2 separate regions of the Homo sapiens genome follow, and region 2 is linked to region 1. Evidence: read pairs that join two places in POLR2A ChIA-PET (ENCODE). Cell type or tissue: Panc1. All regions are shown on one strand. Each heading gives the region's core, and the rest is flanking DNA. Links, peaks and the distances in the headings are about the cores only.

Evidence for each region. Peaks named below come from ENCODE experiments on the same cell type or tissue, not always from the same donor. Only the 100,000 strongest peaks of a DNase experiment are listed, where the experiment ranks them.
Region 2: POLR2A ChIA-PET joins it to region 1 with 18 read pairs; 3 of 35 experiments call an interaction of 5 or more read pairs at or near these places.

Annotation. Positions count from the first base shown.
Region 1 is chr11:10,273,601-10,278,985 of GRCh38, reverse strand. The region is part of intron 1 of SBF2 (SET binding factor 2); the gene reads left to right. Among named protein-coding and RNA genes, the nearest start is that of SBF2, 18 kb to the left of the region's middle. In Panc1, for the core only: no CTCF peak of the experiment used is centred there; no DNase peak of the experiment used is centred there; H3K27ac peaks cover 1,456 bases.
Region 2 is chr11:10,198,524-10,203,908 of GRCh38, reverse strand. All of the region lies in intron 1 of SBF2 (SET binding factor 2), which reads left to right. Among named protein-coding and RNA genes, the nearest start is that of SBF2, 93 kb to the left of the region's middle. In Panc1, for the core only: no CTCF peak of the experiment used is centred there; no DNase peak of the experiment used is centred there.

The DNA of each region.
Region 1 (5,385 bases), core at 85-5,084:
CTGAGATTAAGCCATTGCGCCCAGCCTTGAAATAACTTTTTGAATAGTTTTATTTCCTAATTGTAGGTTAATTTGTATATTATAGGTTGTTATGCCCAATATGATAAAGATCATTTTTATTAAAAACTGTTAGGAAAGTGAAGGCATTGATTAAATCATTGTGTTGCTGGAATTGTATTTCTTTTTTTTTTTTTTTTATTGAGATGGAGTTTCGTTCTTGTTGCCCAGGCTGGAGTGCAATGGGGCTCGGTCTCAGCTCACTGCAACCTCTGCCTCCCCGATTCAAGCTATTCTCCTGCCTCAACCTCCCAAGTAGCTGGGATTACAGGCGCCTGCCACCATGCCCGGCTAATATTTTTGTATTTTTAGTAGAGACAGGGTTTCACCATGTTGGCCGGACTGATCTCAAACTCCTGACCTCAGGTAATCCACCCGCCTTGGCCTCCCAAAGTGCTGGGATTACAGACATGAGCCTCTGCGCCCTGCCAGTATTTCTTAATTTTAAAACATTATTATGGTCAGAACTGAGATCATTAAATATTATAAGATTTAATATCCTATTATTGCTGAGCTCTCGAAATTTTTGGGGTTGGTTATGCAGTTGTTTATTGAGTAAAAGTTATTTATTTAAAATTGTTATTACCATAATTTACATTGCGAAGGCAAATATAACTTTTATAAGTTGATAATTTTATTTTCCCATATACTTATCAATGTCTTCATCATAAAATTTTTCATAAGTTTTTAGTTATAGCTGTAGGTTTCATTGTTTACTTGAAAGAAAATTAAAAACTAATTTTGCCTAGGGAAATATTTCACATAACTGCTTAAGTTTAAATGAATTTCAAACAGTATAGATTGATCTAGAGTATAGGAACAAAAAGATTGTTAACTAAGAAGATAAAAAAGTTTGGGTCTTTTGGGAAAATTAATACTATTGCAGGGAAGTACAGAGAATTCTCACTTTAAAATGTTTAAACAATAGTGCTTAGTTAAGCTCCAACACTCTGCTAGTTTCTTGGGGTTGCCATAACAAATTACTACAAACTCGTGATTTAAAACAAACACCATTCTCTCACAATTCTGGAGACTAGAAGTCTGAAGTTAAGGTGACAGGAGGGCCTCAGTCTCTCTGAAGGATTTAGGGAAGGATCCTTCCTTTCCCTCTTCCAGCATCTGGTGGCCCCAGGGGCTCCTTGATTGGTGGTAGCATAACTCTGATCTCTTTCTCTGTCATCACATGGCCGCATTCTCTGTTACTGTGTCCAAATCTCCCTTTCTTTTCTTTTATAAAGATGCTAATCATTGGATTTAGGGCTCACCCTAAATCCATGATAATTTTCATCAGAAGATCCTTAACTATATCTGCAAAGACCCTGTTTCCAAATAAAGTCACATTATGAGATTCTGATGGACGTGAATTTTTGGACAACGCTATTCAACTCACCACAAACACAATGGTTCATGCAGTTATTATAATAATAGTAGTTTGTAAATATTAGGAAATCTATCTGGATAGAACAGTGCTAAATAGGCTTAATTTTTTAAAAACAATTTTGCAACAAACAAAATTATTCAAAAAGCCAAACATATGAAATAGGAATCACTCCCACAACATTACAAGTTAAATCAGCATCCACTCTAAATACTTCATTGAAAAATAAGCTGTAGAAAATTCAGAATTCCTTGGAAGACAGATACATAGCTTTGCATGATTTTTTGTTTGTTTGTTTAGAGACAGAGTCTTTGTGATGCCTAGGCTGGTCTCAAACTCCCGGGCTCAAGCGATCTGCCCGCCTTGGCCTCCCAAAGTGCTGAGATTACAGGCCTTTTTTTTTTTTTTTTTTTTTTTTGAGATGGGGTCTCGCTCTGTTGCCCAGGCAGGAGTGCAGTGGCACTATCTTTTTAAAGTTTTTTGTAGAGATGGGGTCTCCCTATGTTCACCAGGCTGGCCTGGAACCCCTGGCCTCAAGGAATCCTCCTGCCTTGGCCTCCCAAAGTGCTGATATTACAGGCATGAGCCATTGTACCGAGCCTGTTTTACACAGTTTTAAGAAAGGCTTAAATTTGTGTTGTGTTCCTTGTTCTAACTTTAAATTACTAGTGCCACCTGTTTTCTCCATATTATTATATTGATAACAACCAGTAGATACTTTCTTGGGATCTAGTGTCACAGCCTACATTTCTCTATACACTTGTTTTACAAGCAGAGACTATCAGATTGAATCTTCATTCATTTAAAAAAATTGAGTGTGTTCACATTATTGCATTGACTCTTCATGGTTACACTGAGTTATCCTTGAAGGTGCATAAAGGTAAAATAATTTGTCCATGTTCATACTGATCATGAATGGAATTAAAAGGGATTAAATGAAACTTGAACCCAGTTTTCTGGCTTTAAATCAAAACTTTTGTCTATAAATACATTGTGGGGACTGGGAGGTGGAGATGAGTAGTGGCAAAGGCACTGAATTGATAAACAGTGAGTAGATTCTCAATTTGGCTGGAATATTGGGACCATAAGAAGAGAACTAATGAGTAATAAATGAAGATTATATTAGAGCAGCCAAAACAGTTTTTTTTCCAACTATTTTACTAGGCCAACCACTTTACATTGTGTTTCTTCTGTCCTCCTTCTCTGGAGTTGAAATTCTTGATATTTTGGCAGCCACAGGTGAGAAAATTGATACAAATAAATAAAAGAAAATTTAAAACTTGTTACACAGGAAGGTTTAAAAGTGTTTTCACTTTTGGTAGTGGAAACTTTGGTAGTCAGGAAGATTGAAAATGCTTTTGAAAATTTTTTTTGTTGCAAAGTATGGTTGCTGTTTTTGGCATAACAGGTTAAGTCCAGATTCCTAATTATGGTAGAAAATAATTTTTCCCCTCATCAGTAAAGTATTTTGTAGAAAGTAAAAAACTATGCAAATTGACCACTGTTAAAAGATCATTCTCAGAAAACATTGCTTTTTTTCAAGCTTCTTGAATTTAATGCTTTGCTTTTAACTATGATTACAACTCCAGAGAATTTTCAAATGTTGAAACCTGTATAGCATGTTGTAATCTGTAGTGTTATGAATACCACATAAATTTAGAGACAGCAATGAAACATCACATTTTTTTCCCCACTCTTAAATGTTGACTTAAGAAGTCACCTAGTAGACTCTCACTGGTAGGTATGATTAAAAATGGATAGAGCCTATAGAATTTTTTGTTAAAATATTTATTTTGAAACAATGAATTGTTCCCCAAGAAGCAGTTTTTGTTTTACTCCTTCTAGTGTATTGGTTTTTTTGTTTTGTTTTAAGATTCTGTTGCAGCCTTGGAAATGAGGAGGATTGGGATACTTTTTTTTTTTTTTTTAAATTAATGAAAGAATGTTAAACCGTAGAATACAAGTTAATGAAAAGTCATGTAAGTAAAAAGCAATTTTAGTTTTGTAAGGTATACATGTATTTTACTGTAGAAACTAAGAACACGAATAGTAAAACAGTATTCAGTACATCCTACAAATAACTTAAAATATTTTAGTTTTATCTTGTGTAAGTAGGAAGTCATGCGGAGATGGGTGTCATACCCGTCAAGATGCTCCAACAGAGAATCAAATATACTTTGGTCTTAGAATTTAGAGTTTTGCCACTAAAGACTTTTAAAGCCATATTGTGCTTTTATAGTTACAAGCACAAATGGGGGTAACACCTTGGGAAAAGTTCTGGCTCTCAAAGGAACCAGGTTAATTGCCTTTGCTTTCAGATTGATTGTCTGGTGTTCTCTCTTTCTTTTTTTTCTCTTCTCTCTCTTTTCTCGGTCTCCTTTCTCTATAAACTGTGTTTTGTTTTACTCACATTTGACTTTACCTCCTTATGGACTTAGTTTCTGGACTGATCCTTTCTCCCTGGCTATTGAGTTCAGGTGTCCATGTGATTTGGAAACTCTGCTCATCTATTTTTCTACCCAGTTTTTACTTTTAATTCATAACCAGGATGGTGGTGGTTCTGCTGCATATTTCTGGTGCATGCTTCTGCATATTCATTTGCATATTGCTTCCACTGACGTGCCTGTGCTAAACTGTTTTACTTACAGTAGTAATACATACTTGTTAAAAATTTTAAGCATTACAGAAACTTGCAGACTCTTGAATGTAGTACATAGCTCTACAGATCTTATCACAATGAATTTGTTTCTAGGTACTTGAACAGAAACTTTCTAATTCTTTCTTTTTTTTTTTTTTTTTTGAGATGGAGTCTTGCTCTGTCACCCAGGCTGGAGTGCAGTGGCACAATCTCGGCTCACTGCAATCTCCACCTCCTAGGTTCAAGCGATTCTCCTGCCTCAGCCTCCTGAGTAGCTGGGATTACAGGTGCCCACCACCACTCCCAGCTCATTTTTGTATTATTAGTAGAGACAGTGTTTCACTATGTTGGCCAGGCTGGTCTTGAACTCCTGACCTCAGGTGATCCGTCTGCCTCGGCCTCCCAAAGTGATGGGATTATAGGCGTGAGCGACTACTCTGGCTGAAACTTTATAATTCTCTTAATAAAATGAAACTTTCTAATTCTCTTAATAAAATGAAACCCTTAATAAAACAAAACCCTGTAATTTTAAACACTACAGAAACCTGCTGACTCTTGAATGTAGTACATATCTCTTCAGATTTTGTCACGATGAATTTAGTTCTAGGTACCTGAACAGAAACTTTAAAATTCTCTTAATAAAATGAAACCCTAGTCCTCCAAGGTTGACAGCGGAAGGAGCGCCTGCCTCTGTATGGGAAGGATTGGCTTGAACTCAAAGCTCCAGTTCTTCTATTTCTCCAGTGATCTCATGGAGTGCCACTTTTTCTTAACATTCTGGCCTAACTCCCACTGCCAAATCATTCATACTTTTATTTGCTGAGGCAAAGCTGCAGCAGTGAAATAAAACTTTTCTAAAGGTTAAAAATAAAAAGATAATGAAACCAGAGAATAACTTTTAAGTCAGTAGTCTGGTTTGCAAGGTATAGTTTCCTCCTTTTCAGTCTGTAGTCTCCTAAAGGGATTCCACCCTGCCTAGTTTGTGGTCTGCCATCATATGATGAAGGTCATCTTGCCTTTCAGCATGTTTCCTTAAGTCTAGGCCCTAGATGGTGGCAAGACAGACAACCTATTCCTGTCAGGTCTATCTAATGAGGTCCATTTTCCTGGTTCCAGTTTTCCATCCAAATGTCTGTTTCTTTTCTGTATGATTGATATCAGGGCTATGCTTCAGGAGATATTCCATTTCTTATCCAAGGCCTTAAACTACAGCACTAACTGGTCTGCTACATTATAATTTAGCACAAGAAGAAGAGATACACACATACAGCAGTGTGGGAAGGGACATCTTTGTTTTTGTACCTGTTTGCCA
Region 2 (5,385 bases), core at 219-5,218, 75 kb after region 1:
TGTTACATGCATATTAGGCCACTAGAAGTTGTTGCACAGCTCTGTTTTTGTTTTTTTGTCTTTTTCCCAGTCTGTTTCTCTGTTTCATTTTGGAAGTTTCTATCATATAACAACCATTAACCTTTTTTTCCTTGTAGTGTCTAATTCATTAGCTATATCCAATATATTTTTTACATTTATATTACTGAAAATATGCAACATAATGATAATTTAGAATATCTTTATCTACTAATTAATACCTACATCATTTTGGAGTCTATTTCAGTTGATTGATTTTTGTCCTCCTTGTGGCCCATACTTTTCTGCTTCTTTTCATGCCTAGTGATTTTTGTTTGCATGTTAGAGTTGTGAATTTTACTCTCTTGATTGCTGGATATTTCTGTGTTCCTGTAAATATTCTTGAACTTCGTTCTGAGATGTAATTAAGTCACTTGGAAATAGTTTGATCTTTTTGAGGCTCGTTTCCCAGCTTTGTTAGGTAGATCTACAGCAACATTTTATCTAGGGTTAATTTTTCACACTGAGGCAATAATACCCTCTGGGTTCTCTGCCTGATGCCTAGTGAATTATGCAAGTTTTTTCGTTTTTTCCTCTTGGCTGTTGGGAACAAAAACAGTCCCTGGCCTTGTGTGATTTCTAGGGATTGTCCTTTCTGTTCCTTTCGTGTGCTTCATTCAGCCTTCTGCAGGTCTCTGAACTTCTTTCTCCCTGTTAATCTCTCTTCTCTTTGATACTCTGTGAACCCTAACCTCTTTGGGTTCCCTAGATTCCCACCTCAATTGCTTCAGTTTTACCAGGACTTCTGGATTTTCCTTGATTGAACTGCAGTCTAGAAACTGCACCCCCCTCTCACCCCCCCACCCCAGCTAAACATCTAGATCCTGCATGGAAACTCTTACCAAGAAGTAAGCTGGGGCAATTATAGGGCTCACATAATTTGTTTTCTTTCTCTCTGGGTTCACTGTCCTCTATTGCCTGATGTCAGGTGTCTGAAAACCATTGTTTTGTAGATTTTGTTTTTTTAGTTGTTGTAGGTTGGAGGGTAAATTCAGACCTTGTTACTTCACCTTGGATGAGGTAGAAGTCCCTAAGGTAATGATTTTTGGACCTTTTGTTTTTTTGAGACGGAGTCTCGCTCTGTCACCCAGGCTGGAGTGCAGTGGCGCAATCTCAGCTCACTGCAAGCTCCGCCTCCCGGGTTCACGCCATTCTCCTGCCTCAGACTCCGGAGTAGCTGGGACTGCAGGCACCCGCCACCACGCCCAGCTAATTTTTTTTGTTATTTTTAGTAGAGACGGGATTTCACCGTGTTAGCTAGGATGGTCTCGATCTCCTGACCTCGTGATCCACCCGCCTCGGCCTCCCAAAGTGCTGGGATTACAGGCCTGAGCCCCCTCGCTCGGCCAGTTTTGGACTATTTTATTATATAGCTAGTGGGAGAATTACTGAATTATTTTGATCAGAGAAATTAGTGTGAAGAACTTTGATTTTGCAGAGCTTATTTCTAGACTGCCGGAAACTTGAACATGACTCGGAGTGAAGTGAAACAGGAAGCAGGGAGATGATGAGGCTGCTGCTGTTACCCAGATGAAGATGATGAGAGTTTGAACTACTAGAGTGATTGTGAATGATGCTGGGGGTGGGAACACATTCAATGCATATTTGGAGAAGGGACTTGATAAGACTTTCTTTTCTTAAATGTTGATGTACAACCATATAGTTTTCACAGCATTCCAGACTGCCAATCATTCTTTCTTCATTGCTGTTAAAGAAGACATTTTAATTCAGTAAAATGATGCATTCTGAAGAATTTCATGAAAGTGCTAGATCATATGTTTAGTTTTAATTTCAGTTTGTATTCATTTCTCAGTTTTTCTTAATCTTGACATTCTCTAAATTGCTGGATTTATACATTCTCAGTGAACTGTGAGTTTATAAGGATTAAAGCTGTGTAGCTGCTGTTTATTTATTATTTTTAATGACATACCTTGTTCGTTATGTATTCTCTTCAACTTAAAAATGCATTTTTTTATTTGAGATGAAGTCTCGTTCTGTCACCCAGTGATTGTATTTTTAGTAGAGATGGGGTTTCACCATGTTGGCCAGGCTGGTCTCGAACTCCTGACCTCAAGTGATCTGCCCGCCTTGGCCTCCCAAAGTGCTGGGATTACAGGCGTGAGTCAGTAAAAATGCATTCTTTTTCACTTCTGTAAAAGCCTATGGACTCTTTCCTAAGTTTAACTCTGGGAAAAATAGCTTGTATGTTCCAAATAAACCTTTTGAATAATAGGAGATTGTACTGGAAAATCAGAAAATCACATTACATTCCTACCTAAATTTTTAAATAACCACAAAAAAGGCTTATGTCAGTTGAAACAAACAGACTTCTCTCATTAAATGCTAAATGGATCAAATATGAAAGCCTTTTGTAGAATGATTTCCTGCATGCTTTCTTTTCAGTGAATGAGCAGCTTTTATTTTCCTTATCTTTTGAAAGTTGGTCTATACTGGCACAATTAGATCTACTTATTCTGGTGAACTTTGATTTTCTGGCTGTCTTGGCATTATAACACAGGTCTTCTAGAGAACATGAAAATAACATTTTAAAAAAATCATTTGCTCAAAAGCAGATTTTCCAAATCACAAATGGGATACTTGGAACTTGCAAGTTGAATATGGCCTTCATCTTAGTTCTGTCTTTGGACAGATATCTTTAGATCAGCTTCTATTCTATTAAAATGAGTAAATCAATACATGTACCCAAAAGTCTGATTTTCTAGTGCTGTGCGTTTGCTTTAGCCATTTCTTCTGAGATGATATTCTTAATGAAGAAGAGAGAAGAACAGGTGCTAGGTACAATGCTGAAGTTCCAAGCAGATTGTTTTGGGAGAGAATGGAATAGAAGCACTGGTGCCAGTGTCAGTAATGTGTATATAGCATGTTTTGACCAAGACTTTTATCCTCAGGAAATTTTGATTATTATCGGGAAATTATAATTGGACTTATGCCAATATTGATGAATTTTTTTTCGGGAAATATTTTCTGGAGGAACTCCTTAAGCAATATTTTAATATAACATAATTAATTTCCATGTTCTCCATTTTTGTTTTTATTCTACTGCAATTGTTTTTATTGAGAGTTTGTCAATATATATCAGACTGTTAATTTAAAATGGTTGCATTTTGTAGTATATATCTGTAACTAAAAAAAGTAAGTTAATTAAATAAAAAATGGATATAAATACACTGGGTAACTGACATAGGATCCAAAAAATGCATGTACTGAGCTGACTAAAGAAATTTAACAGGGATAAAACTTGAGTCTGAAAAATCTTTTGTACAGGTACAGAACAGCATTAAACATGTTTTAAAAAGGGATTTACATGTTTCATTCAAAAGTAACTCCAGTAAATCAAGAGTCTTGTGGCCACCAAGAGACCTTAAATAACACCATTCTTCATTGTTAATAACATAATTGTCTAGAACAATAATAGTTTTCTTCTCTACACTATGTTATTCAGACCGGCTCAGTAATCTCAACTATTATGTTCAGGTTGGAGTGCTGTTCTGAGAAACATGCACCTACTCATACTGGTATATATTTTACATGCACATTAACTTAAATTCTTCCTCACAAGAGCTCTAAGAGTTAGGTAATAGTATCTTCATTTTTTATATGGGGGAAAATGAAGCACAGAGAAGTAATGTAATTTTCCCAGGATGGAATGGTGGAACTGGACTAGAGTATAGGTAACCTGGATCCTGAGTCCATATTCTTAACCCTGTTTCATATGTATATAAAACCTCCCATGATAGGTCACAATCAAAACGCAGATAAATGTTAATTTTTCAGCTCAAGCAGTCTTCCTGCCTTAGCCTCCCAAATTGCTGGGATTACAATAGCATGCCCCTATGCCTGACCAACATCCTGCTTTTAATTCCTTTGGAAATATACCCAGAAGTGGGATTGTTGGAACATATGATAGTTCTATTTTTAATTTTTTGAGAAGCCTTCATACTCCATACCTCCATATTCCATATTTTCCATAGTAGGTACACCATTTGACATTGCCATCAACATGCACAAGGGTTCCAGTTGAGTCTTGAGTAGCTGGGACTACAGGTTTGTACCACCATTCCCAGCTAATTTTTGTAGAGATGGGGTCTCCATATGTTGCCCAGGCTGGTCTCAAACTTCTGGCCTCCTCACTCCTGGGCCTCCTAAATCCCTGGGATTACAGGTGTGAGCCAGTGCACCTGGCTTTACTTTTTGCTTCAAATTTTCTGACTAAATCTCCTTTTTATAGACAGACATACTTTGGTTTATTGTTCTTTGCTTATTATTTATTATTTGTTTATTGTGCCTTACAGATATTATGGGTGGGTTTGTTTGTTTGTTTTAACAAATTGAAGATTTGTGGCAACCCAATGTTGAACAAGTCTGTCAGCTCCATTTTGCCAACAGCTTGGGCTCATTTTGTGTCTCTGTGTCGCATTTTGGTAATCTCACAAGTTTTCAAGCTTTTCCATTATATGTATTTTGGTGATATGTGATCAGTGATCTTTGATATTACTGTTTTGTTTTGGCATGCCACAGACTACACCCATGAAAGGTGGCAAATTTAATCCATAAATGATTTATGTATTCTGACTGCACCACTGACCAGCCATTCCATCATCTCTCTCCCTCTCCTCAGGCCTCTCTATTCCTTGAGGCACGCCAGTATTGAAATTGGGTTAGTTGATGACTTTACAATGGCCTTTAAGTGGTCAAGTGAAAGGAAGAATTGCATGTCTCTCACTTCAAATCAAAATCTAGAAATGATTATGTTTAGTAAGGAAGACATGTCAAAGGCCAAGATAAGTCAAAAGCTGGGCCTCTTGTACCAAACAGCCAAGTTGTGAATGCAGATAATAAGAAAATGAGACAGCATTATTACTGATATGGAGTCTGAGTGGTTTGGATAGATGAAATTAGCCACAACATTTTCTTAAGACAAAGCCTAATCCTCAGCACAAGGCCCTAACTCTCTTCAAATCTGTGTAGGCTGAGAAAGTTGCAAAAGAAGTTTGAAGCTGGAGGTTGGTTCATGAGGTTTAAGAAAAGAAGCTGTCTCTATAACATGAAAGTGCAAGGTGAAGCAGCAAGTGCTTATGTAGAAGCTGCTGCAAGTTATGCAGAAGATCTAGCTAAGATGATGAGGGCAGCCACACTACAGTAACAGTGTAGACGAAACAGGCTGTATTGGAAGAAGATGCCATCTAGGATTTTCATAGCTGGAGAGCAGAAGTAAATGCTTGGCTTCAAAGAACAGGCTTACTGTCTTTTTAGCAGCTAATGTTGCTGGTGATTTCAAATTAAAGCTGTTTCTCATTTACCATTCTG